Regions from separate parts of the Homo sapiens genome. Here region 2 is linked to region 1. Evidence: chromatin contacts called from ENCODE Hi-C or POLR2A ChIA-PET data. All regions are on one chromosome and are shown on one strand. The core of a region is the stretch at or near the end of the contact, and the rest is flanking DNA. Distances in the headings are between cores, read along the strand shown. Region 1 overlaps MB21D2 (Mab-21 domain containing 2). Region 2 has its middle 11 kb from the start of MB21D2.

Region 1 (5,548 bases), core at 1,313-3,812:
AACACGGTGAAACCCTGTCTCTACTAAAAAAAATACAAAAAATTACCCAGGCGTGGTGGTGGACGCCTTTAGTCCCAGCTACTGGGGAGGCTGAGGCAGGAGAATGGCGTGAACCCAGGAGGTGGAGCTTGCAGTGAGCTGAGATTGTGCCACTGCATTCCAGCCTGGGCGACAGAGCGAGACTCCATCCCAAAAAAAAAAAAAAAATTCTTAGACAAAGTCAAAGATGAGTCTCATAATGCTGACATGGGAAAGTCATACTTTGAGAGATGGCTTCTTTCATCTACTTTCCCCCAACCATCTAAAAATGGAGCAAGTCAGTGGATGAACAGTGTGGCATTCAAACATTCTAGCCAGAAATTATTAACCAAATGATGGCTACTAAGGGAGAAATAAGAGTTTCTTTAATTTCATAGTATTAAAGGATGTTGTTTGAATAAGTTAAAATTCGCTAAGTCTTGGTCTCCAGAGAATGAAGTTTAAGTTATATATGTGTTCCCCACACAAAGAATGAATAAATTGGAGCTTACTGGAGCCAGAACTGACTTTCAAGGTTATTTATTCCAACTGCCATGGTATGTATGAGGTTGCTAAGGCCCAGAAAGCAAAGGTGACACAGCACTGAACCTGGCACAGGTGCCAGAAATAGAACCCAAAGTACTTGACTCTCAATCCAGAACTCCCTGCTTCATATGTGGGTCTCAAACCGAGAGGCTTGTTAAAAATGCAGGTTCCCATGTCTCACCCCACAAGGATGGAAGCATAATCTCCAAGGAGACATGTGTTTAGCAATGTTGAAATGCTTTTAAAAATTGAGTCTGCCTCTCTCTCAATTTCAAAGCAGAAAGTTTAACTGCATGAAATCAGGAAAGGCAAAGCTGTCAAGTTAGAGGAAGGAATTTACTGTCTCAGTAATTCTCTAAGATCTTGAAGAGCTGAGATTGGCTACTTTTCAAATCAGGGAAGACAACTTTGGCGGGCTTTTGGAAACATGATAGTAATTGAGATTCAGGAGGGATGTGACAGGTCTCATTCTGTACAATTGGGGAATTCATTCATCTCTAACCACCCAGGTATTCATTTAGTTTGAAAGAAAATGATGTATTTGTGCTAGATTTCTGCTATTTTTTCAGGGCCCGTATCTTCCTCTACCCATCAGATAGGGATGGATTTTTGTCCTCTATTCAATCTCAAGCATAGATAAAGTGATTGCATCACCAGCCGAATCCTTAAGGACAATTGGCGCCCATACCACACTTGGCTTGGGAGCACATATATGGGTCAGTGAGTATCAAGTGTGGAGCTGACTTGGCAGCCAAGCAATAAACCTGCAGTGATGGGCACAATTACAGCTCAGTTCTCAAAACCAAAGATCACACAGTTTGAATAGAGGTGTACAATTTCCAAAGCTATCAATTGTCCCAGGGTTGAATTGAGAGACGACGACAGATTAAATGCAGACAGCTGTATTTATATTGTGTCCCTTCCAAAAGTCCAGTTTGGGTTTTATAGTGAAGTGGCAAAAAGACGAGAGGACAATTTTTTTTTTTAAAAAAAAAGATGGTTCCGACTTGAGAAAGGTTATTAAAGGACTCAGGTGTGCTACGATTGTGAGATGCAAAAATCCCATTTTTAAGATAGTGACAAAAATGACATTTTGTACACAGACCCAAGTCTTGTTATGACAGTAACTTTCAGATGAAAAATTCCATAATTCCAGTCTAACAAGAGGTGGTTTGAGGAGAAACTCTCCAGTAAAATCACATGAAGTTTTCAGTCTTTCCACTAGAGGTCATGCCTTCCTAATTTTTCTTTAGTTGCTGGACTGGCTGCAACCCAAAAAGTAAGGCCTGAGGTTGAACATAAATTTTTAAAATTAATACCTGATTTTACTGGTATGCTTTCAAAGTGAGTGAGAACACAGTGCTTCTTGCCGGTGAATTTCAAATGCCCACATGCTGTTTGCAGCAATTCTACTGTCACGATGGGATGTCACATCGTCGTTGGTAAGATTCACAGCTTTGAGGTGAACAAGGAAGACAGAAAAGAAGGATGCCAGAAAGGATGATGTGGATGCCGTGATAGAAAGATTATTAATTTAGGATACAGGCACGCTTGAATGTGGACCTTAGCTTCATGATTTATTAGCTGTGTGGCATCTGGATAAGTTACTTGACTTTCTGAAACTTCAGTTTCCCCATTAAAAAAAAAATGGGGGTAATATCATCTTTCTCATAAGGTTCTTGGGACACTTAATTGAAACAGTTACATAAAGCTCCAAGCAGAGTTTCTGGAACTTTGCAATCCTGAGAAAATGTAATTGTATTTTTAAAATCACATTCTGTTCACACTTCTGTAGGTTAATGAATAACACTCGTCTTTATCCTGTTATTTGGGCATGTGACTTTTAAAAATAAATATTCCAATACTTTTTCTATCTATTCTATCACTTCCCTCCCTGTTTTTCTTTTAATTTTAGTTTTTATTTAGTAATGTAGTCATGTGGTTCAACATTCAACAGCACAGACGTGACCCTGGAGGGGAGGATCTGTGTTTGAGTCACCCCTTTATTACCAAGAGCTCCTCATGCAGTGCTTTGTAATGCAAGTAACTGTGTGTCAAGTAATGTGGGTTGAGTGGGTGAAACCTCTTGACAACTCTGTCAGCTTTGTAAGGGACAGAAAACACTCTGAATGAAAAGTTAACACAAAGCACCTGGTAGATAGGAGAGAGGGAAGGAGGGAAGGAGGGAAGGAAGAAGGGAAAGAAGTGAGAGAAAGGAAGGGAAAGAAACAGATATACTGATTTTTACAGTTAGTTTTAGCTTAATATAATCTTTTACAGGACTCAATCATGACAGCTAGCATCACTGCAAACAGTAAATCTGTCATCATTAAACAGGTACCACCAGAGCCCTGCACCATCACTCAGTTGACAAATACTTCAGATTCTGTCCTTAAAATGTTTGTGGTGTAGTGTCCTTCCTGCACACCCCATGCCACTGTGTGTCACTGTAACAGTCCAGCCAGGGTCCTCACATCTCTCACAGGGACAACTGCAATACCTCCGAACTACACTCTGTTCCCACCACCGCACCCAGCATAGGCTGCCAGAAGGAGCTTCTTGAAGGATGGGCTCTAATCACATCACTCACCTGCTCAAAATCCTTCCACGGTGCCCCCATCTCCATAGCCAAGGCCTCCCCCACTCTGAGGCCAATCTCCATTTTCGTCCCTGTCTTAACTGCTCCCTTATGTTCTTAATTGGCCCCAGCCCCCAAACGGATCCCCCACAATATGCTAGTCCCCCAAATATGTCCAGTGTTTTCCAGTCCCCAAGCCTCTACTTGTTCTCTTCAGTGTGCCCTCCCTCCTTGCCTGCTGAAATCCTGCCAATTCTACCCACCTAAAAGCTTTTGCCTCCTAACCTTACTCCACAATCATACAAATTATTTCCTGTCCCCCTTCATACAGCATTTGTACTACAGCTATTTGAGCTCATTCTCATGTCTCACATGAGACCATGAGTTTTTTGAAGACAGGAACGGAGCCTTATTCACCTGCATCCCCCTGTGTTCTGTGTCTGGGGTTTAGGCCACTGATATCTAGAAACAGTCTGACCTACTACAGAATATGTCACTGTAACATGAACTGCTTGTACAGGACTGGCAGATAGGAAAATGATGTCAGCACAATTAAAAGTTGGATTGCTTTCACATGCAATTTTCCTAGAATGCTAATATTTTGTACAATCAAGAACTAGCAGCTAAAAAAAATGTACTCAAACACAGAATACAGCAAGTCACAGAGTTCTCAGCTCAGACAGACATGTGGTTCTTGGTTCAGAAAGTATGTGGCTTTTCTTTTTGTATTGTTGCCTATGATCTTACTTCATTGTATCCTTGTCTCCAAAATTCAACAACTTTTCCTTACAATCCATCAAGCCATCTTCAACCATTTTTAAAGGTAAAGTCCTTTTTAGAGTGGTATTTCTTTATCTTTTCGTGTTTCTTTTGCTTTTGTTAATGTCCTGGTTACAAAGTCAAATAGGTTTTGGGGGATATGGTCATAACTCTGCTTTTCCTATAAGTCATGCTGGTTTTTTTAATGCAATTATGCAGAATATGAGGATTTTAAGGAATATATATACTATATTGTTATATAAGTGCCTAGACCAGTGCTCAACTTAACTGGAGATAGAAGGCCAACTGCTGGTCTTAATAAATGAATGATGACAAGGTCCCTCAATACAGTTCCCTTGAATGTCAATTGTTTGAGCCAGTTCTCAATTAACTGAATATCCGAGAGGCAGGAATTGAGTTTTTTTTTTGCTAGAATCTGAACTGCCAATGGAAATGCTCTTGGGCAAGACAGGCTGACCTGACCTGGAATATAAGTGACTCATAGTTTTCCTGGAGAGCTGAGCATGTCTGAAGAATGCTAGATCCCAGGGCTCCTGAAGAGGGAGAGGCCATCCGGGGGCAAAAGTGAAGGGAGAAGAAAAGAGAGATAGGAATCAATGTTTACAGAGTATCTGCTAAGGCCCAGTTATATATTAAGATTTACATGCAAAAATCTTTGAGACTTAATCCTCAATTGACAAGAAAAGAAAGTCAGGCTCAGTGGTGAAGGGGTTTGCCCACGGTGACTAACACAGGGTTGCCTGAATCCAAAACACTGGCTTTTCACGGCAAGGGTGGTTTCCAAACCTAGCACAAGGGCTGGGCCTCCGGAGAAGCCCTGTAATTAGTGGAGGGTGAAGGTGGAAGATGAAGTGCAAGGAAAGAATGTGACAGTCAAGTGAGCAGAACCTGGGCCTCCCACCCCCGCTTCGACCACTTGGATCGGTTTTACTTATTGGGCTTCCTCTTATGCTTCTATTTGAGGGAAGAGTCCTATAGTTTTAAAAGGGAGATGGAGAAAGGGTTAGAAAATCACTGCATCATATCAAGCTGCCTATTTCCCAATTCTGCCTGAGGCTGGCCCCTCAGCAGAAAAATAAATCAGTGCTTACAAAAGATCTTCTATGCAGACCACTGCTGGAGTGGTCCCCAAGTCCCCTCTCTAATCATTCCAAAGCTGTCTAAAAAGACTTTACTTTTCGCCAACTGTACTCACTTGTTCAACTATTTTTACCCATTTCCAGGTACTCCAGCTTGGGAGGCACCTGACATCCATCTGTGAAAGTGCAGGCAGCTTGGAGAGCAGGCCCTGCAGCTCCTGCTCTGGGGACAAGCTCTGCATCCCAAGCTCTGAACCTGAAGCAGGACACCCAGGGCCTAGTCCTGGTGCTCCCTACAAGGGGGTAGGGGAATCAGCTCCTCTCCCTAGGTTTCTGTTTCCTTGGCTACCAAGTAAGTTGGGTGGAATACATGGTTTTTAATGTCCTTTCTGACTTTCAGGACTCTATACATAAATAAGTGTGTTTGTGTTTCTGTGGGGAGAGAAAGGGGAGGGAGATGCGATATTAAGAGTGAGTTTGTATAACAGCAAGTCAGAGCTAAGATGTATAAAAGTACACACCCCCCAGAAACACACAGAGGTGTATG
Region 2 (5,548 bases), core at 2,091-4,590, 110 kb after region 1:
TAGAAAAAAATAAGAGAAAAAAAAGGAAGAAAGATAGACTAAAAGAAAACATAGCTCCCTTATTCTATCTAATTTGTGATTATTCTTGTCTATTTAAACTATCTTGGGGATATGAGTACATGCATTTTATTGAGATTTGCCTTAATTTTTTTTTTTTTTTTGAGACAATCTCACTCTGTCACCCAGGCCAGAGTGCAGTGCTGTGAACTCTGTTCACTGCAACCTCTGCCTCCCAGGTTCAAGCAATTCTTGTGCCTCAGCCTCCCGAGTAGCTGGGACTACAGGCACATACCACCATGCTCAGCTAATTTTTGTATTTTTAGTAGAGACGGGGTTTCACCATGTTGGCCAGGTTGGTCTCGAACTCCTGACCTCAAGTGATCCATCTGCCTTGGCCTCCCAAAGTGCTGGAATTACAGGCGTGAGGCACCGCGCCCAGCCTGCCTTAAATTTTTTAAAGGGGGATAGATAGGAATATATCGGATATACATTGTAAATAAATAAATTCAGACAAAAGCTGAAAGTCAGGAGATTTCTGTTCTGGTTCAGCTTTGGCCATTAGTTTCATGATCAGAGAAAAATCCTCTCCTTTTCTCCGAATCTCCTCTTCCTCTTGTGTAAATGAATAAATAAGGTGTCATCCAGGCGTGACATTCTGAGGCTACAGCTCTAACATGAGAAGACAAATAAAGCAGTGCTCCCTACAAATTCTTAACACAATGTGTTTGTTTATTTTCCCCCAGTCTATCCTTGCACAGCTTGACATTCCATAGTTGAATGTTCTAATTTTTTTCTAAGGATCTTTACTCTAAAAGAATTAGCCTAAAATCAAAAGAGAAGAGAATCTATAAGTGCATTAAGACCCCCTCCTTGACACATCTTGGCTAATGGCCTCTTATTCTCTGTTGGTGGGGGATGAAGCAAAGCCTGCTGATGAAATTCACTCAGCAGCTTGGCCCTAGGGTATGGCTACATGGTCTCTGGGTTCTTAGGGTCCAGCCAGGGCCCAGCAGGTTTGTCAGACTCCAGAAATCCCTCTCCTCACAGGGTAAGCAGAAACAAAAGGCACCCGAAGAAAGTACCCCAGGAAGTATTTACAAGAGGCTGCAAAACAGTTATAAAATGATTTTCTGGCCCTAAAGTTAGAAGCCAAGGATGATGTTCTGAAGCCCAGGTGTGAGATGAACATAGGTATAGAACTTTATAACCAGACTTATAAAGCAGTTGACACAAGAAACTGTGGTTTTGGCAAAAAAGCATTAAGGAGTCTGTATTTCTTCACAACCAAGATATGGAAGAAATCTGCTCCTAGGAATCTGGGCTGCAGTTTTCTTTATGTATTTTGGAGAAAAGCAACTTTATAAATTTCAGATAATAATTAGTGATAGTAATAAAAAGACATAACAATCTTTAGGCAATAAATAACATTCAAGTATGTCTGATGACAAAATTATATGCAAAATTAAGGATATAGCCATGCATAAAAATCACAGATCTTAAAGAAGAGTGGAAAGGAGTTTCCAATTCTATCATAACATCAAAATCTTAATAATACAGTTGAACAAGATAAGGTGAAGAGAACAGAAGTGACTTGCTTATGGGAACACACAGAATGGCAGGACTGGAATTTTTTTTCCACATGTCAGCACAAAAGCCAAAGAATGTGAGGGCCTGTGCATCAATTGCCAATAAATGGCTGCATGTTGCAGTCCATAGCTATATGTTTGCAGTCCATAGCTATATACTACAAAACTATAAATAGCCAAATTTAGCAAAAACCTAGTAAATAGTCTAGTAAATTTTCATAACCTAGTTAATATGGCATTTTTCATAAAGTTGTCTTTTTATGTCTTCATTCACTGAAAACATATTTATTGAATCTCTTTTATGTGTCGGGCATTGTTCTTGACAGTGAGGATATGGCGGTGAACAAAGCAAACATTTTCATCCTACTGGAGCCCGAAAGATTTATTTTTTAAACTAATTTATGCAGTTGTGAGGACTGACGAGTTCAAAATCTGTAGGGCAGGCAAGTCTGAAAACTATAGGGCAGGTTTGCAGGAGTTGATGTTGCAGAATTTCTTCTACAAACTTCAGTTTTTGTTTTTAAGGAATTTCAACTGATTGGATAAGTCTCATCCACAATATCTAGGGTAATCTCCTTTACTTAAAGTCAACTGGTTGTAGATATTAACAACGTCTATAAAATACATTCACAGGAACACCTAGATAAGTGTTTGATTAAATGACTGTGTACTAGAGCCTAGCCAAGCTGACACATAAAACTAACTGGCACGCCATCTACCTGATAAATATTTACTAAGTGCTTATCACATGCCAAGTTCTGAGATAAATCACACGCAATCCCTGCCCTCTAAAGGAAGGGCATAAGTCATTTAATTAAAGACATTAAAAATGTTATTCGACAAATCTATAAGAGATAGAGAACAAGAGCTATCTTTGCAGGTTTGGAAGAAGGAATAGTACTTCCACGTAAAGAAGGCGGAAAAGCTGAAAACACAAAAGACAATTGACCTTGTCCTTGGAGAACAGGTAAAATAAGAACAAGACAGGACCGTGGCATTCCTAGTGAGAGAAATGGCATAAGAAAAAGTGTGGAGTCAGGAAAATGTGTGATGTTTATAGAAACATTGAGTGGTTCAGTTTGGCTGGAAATATAGAGCATTCATCAAAACCTCTTTTATTTAGCCAGTGATTACTCCATGCTTGTTCAAGTACTCATTCCAAAGCTGTTAGCACATTTGCAGATGAAACAGAGAGATCGAGAGATTCCTCCAAAATCACACAGAAAACCTCCAGGGCATGACACATACAAGTCAATCCCATTTTCTTTTGGAAGCTAGATGCTGCTGACTCTTCAAAACAAGTTTTGCCATCCTTGAGAAATAAGAATGCTTTTATCTCTGTTTTTCAGTTTAACTGTCTTTGAAAAAGCCACTATTTCTTCAATAAATGGAAGAAATGTATTAGGCCCTAATTTTTAATGAACATACATGTAGGTATCAATGCACCAAATAATATGTTCAGGGATTTATATATCACACAATTCAAACCTTACTGCTTTTACCACTCGGTCAAAGGTATTTCTTGATTTTTGTTGTTATTGTTTGTTTTTTTTTGGGGTGGGGGGGCACAATACTTAAATTGCTGTGGTCAGAGGTGCACAGAGAAAATATTTATAGGAGTCAGAAGGTTCTCAGGAAAGTAAAATTAATCTATGACTCTTATTATTTCAGTTTTGTGCCTTATGAATTCCTTTTATTCTAATTCCTCTCAGGCATCTTCTTTCCATGCCCCAAGCCCCTCCCACATTTCAAAGAATTGTTGTTGGGTTAGCACATTACTGTTAAGAAAACACGATGTGTGCCGTACTTATTCCACCACCAGCCTCTCCCATCCCTGCGTTAAACTCAGTCATCCTTTTGCCTACATAGGAATTCATGTTTTCTACTGATGAGCTAACTAGCCATGGGTTTGTTCTGAAGATTAATGGTTTTATGGCATTCAAAAGAATGTGACTGGTTTTGAGGCTAATGTAACATTTTTTAAAAATAAGATAATTATAGGAATTATAGGATTCTAGACACTTTCTGGACCAGTCTTCATTCGGCTTCATGCCGCTGTGAATGGAGCAGAAGCAAGTTGTACCCTTTCTTCCCCTCTCCCCCTCCTAATTTCTGCTTTATAAGAGGGAAGCTGAGGAACTGCACCAGGAAGTGACATAATCAAGTGCCTGGTTTCATATCCCCATAAAGTGCATTACTTTAATTAAATCTACCGAAGAGGCTAGTAAAAGAGAGACTGGGGAGAAACGAGGTTATTGATCAGAGGTGTTAAATAAATGGACATCATCGAGAAATGGATGTTAACAAATGTGTGGAACGCTCAAGGGGGGTCAGAGTTCAACTTCCTCTGTGAACAGCTGAACATTTGTCTTGTGGTGACATTGTTCTATTATTTTCCAAAGATGGAAAATGTCTAGAGGCTTAGAAACATAACATTACCTTACATTTACATAATGCATTAGATTTAATGTATATGATCTCATTTTAATGTTCATCCCCACAATAATCCTGTGGGACAGGCAAACCACAGATTCACAGACTGTTGAATCACATTCTTGAGGGCAGAGGTTACCCTCTACAACACATCAATAACACCTGGGTAGGAGGAGTGTGTCAAGGAGGATGTCTTTGTGTGCCTCAGAAGGGCAGGTGTGGAGAGATAGATAAGGAGCATGGATAAATGTAATCATGCAAACTAGCTAATGGCCTTCATTAAGAAAAACTTCCCCTCCCAGGGTAGGCGTCAATCTGTTATAACAAGATTTAGTGTATCATGTTTCACTCCAGTCTGAGGACAAGGTCACCTCCCTTTGGATAGAGATCAGAGTCTCCCCCTAAAAAAGTAGCATCCGGCCGGGCACAGTGGCTCATGCCTCTAATCTCAGCACTTTGGGAGGCCGGGGAGGGCAGATCACCTGAGGTCAGGAGTTCCAGACCAGCCTGGCCAACATGATGAAACCCCATCTCTACTAAAAATACAAAAAATTAGCCGGGCGCGGTGGCGGGCGCCTGTAGTCCCAGCTACTCGGGAGGCTGAGGCAGGAGAATGGCGTGAACCCGGGAAGCAGAGCTTGCAGTGAGCCGAGATTGCGCCACTGCAGTCCGCAGTCCGGCCTGGGCGACAGAGCGAGACTCCGTCTCAAAAAAAAAAAAAAAAAAATACAAAAAATTAGCCGGGCATGGTGGTGGGCACCTGTAGTCCCAGCTACTCAGGAGGCTGAGGCAGAAGAATGGCGTGAATCCAGGAGGCGGAACTTGCAGTGAGTGGAGATAATGCCAACTGCACTCCAGCCTGGGCAACAGAGCAAGACTTGGTCTCAAAAAAAAAAAAAAAAATGCTGTAAAGATGGCTTGGCGTGGTGGTCTGGCCTGTAATCCAAGCACTTTGGGAGGCTGAGGCAGGCAAATCACTTGAGGCCAGGAGTTTGAGACCAGCCTGGCCAACATGGTGAAACCCTGTGTCTACTAAAAATATAAATATTAGCCAGGCGAAGTGGTGGGAGCCTGTAACCCCAATTACTCAGGAGGCTGAGGCAGTAGAATCACTTGAACCTGGGAGGTGGGGGTTGCAGTGAGCCAAGATCATGCCAATGCACTCCAGCCTGGGCGACAGAACGAAACTCTGTCAAAAAAAAAAAAAATGCTGTAAAGGTATGAGGAATTGTTACATCTCAATTTTATGTCTTCCTAATATTGGTGAGGCCTGGAGGTGGAGGAAAAAGGCCCAAGGGAAGGGGGAAATCATTTATTCTTTCAACAAATGCCATACACCATAGTGTGCCGGGAATAAGGAAGAACAGATATTCGACTTCTGGGTAGCTGATCTGTGAAGCACTTGGTTTCTTTTTCACATCTCGAAGAGATTACCACTTTGGTCAATTATTGAAAAACCCTCTCTGAATTGGTACCTGAGCTATAACTGTGTTGAAAGTGAAATAAAGGAAAAGGTGACCTTCATGCTG

The links. Hi-C counts contacts between places; a loop is a spot of excess contacts on that map. ChIA-PET counts read pairs that join two places held with the same protein, here RNA polymerase II (POLR2A). Pooled maps may share reads with other maps.
Region 2: a loop to region 1 is called in a map of PC-3, with 6 times the contacts of the local background. The contact joins two enhancer-like sites. A Hi-C loop is called at or near these places in 5 of 168 maps with a recorded cell type or tissue (PC-3, colonic mucosa, gastrocnemius medialis and 2 more) and 5 of 50 pooled maps. POLR2A ChIA-PET finds 5 or more read pairs at or near these places in 6 of 52 experiments (GM12878, OCI-LY7, PC-3 and 3 more).

The regions. Positions count from the first base shown.
Region 1 is chr3:192,814,674-192,820,221 of GRCh38, forward strand. The region is part of intron 1 of MB21D2 (Mab-21 domain containing 2); the gene reads right to left. Among named protein-coding and RNA genes, the nearest start is that of FGF12, 90 kb to the left of the region's middle. Within about 2 kb of position 2,563, at least 2 of the 41 ENCODE cell types and tissues checked have a DNase peak (open chromatin) inside an H3K27ac peak, as active enhancers do; they include PC-3, where a contact is called at or near this core.
Region 2 is chr3:192,926,576-192,932,123 of GRCh38, forward strand. No RefSeq gene overlaps it. Among named protein-coding and RNA genes, the nearest start is that of MB21D2, 11 kb to the left of the region's middle. Within about 2 kb of position 3,341, at least 2 of the 41 ENCODE cell types and tissues checked have a DNase peak (open chromatin) inside an H3K27ac peak, as active enhancers do; they include PC-3, where a contact is called at or near this core.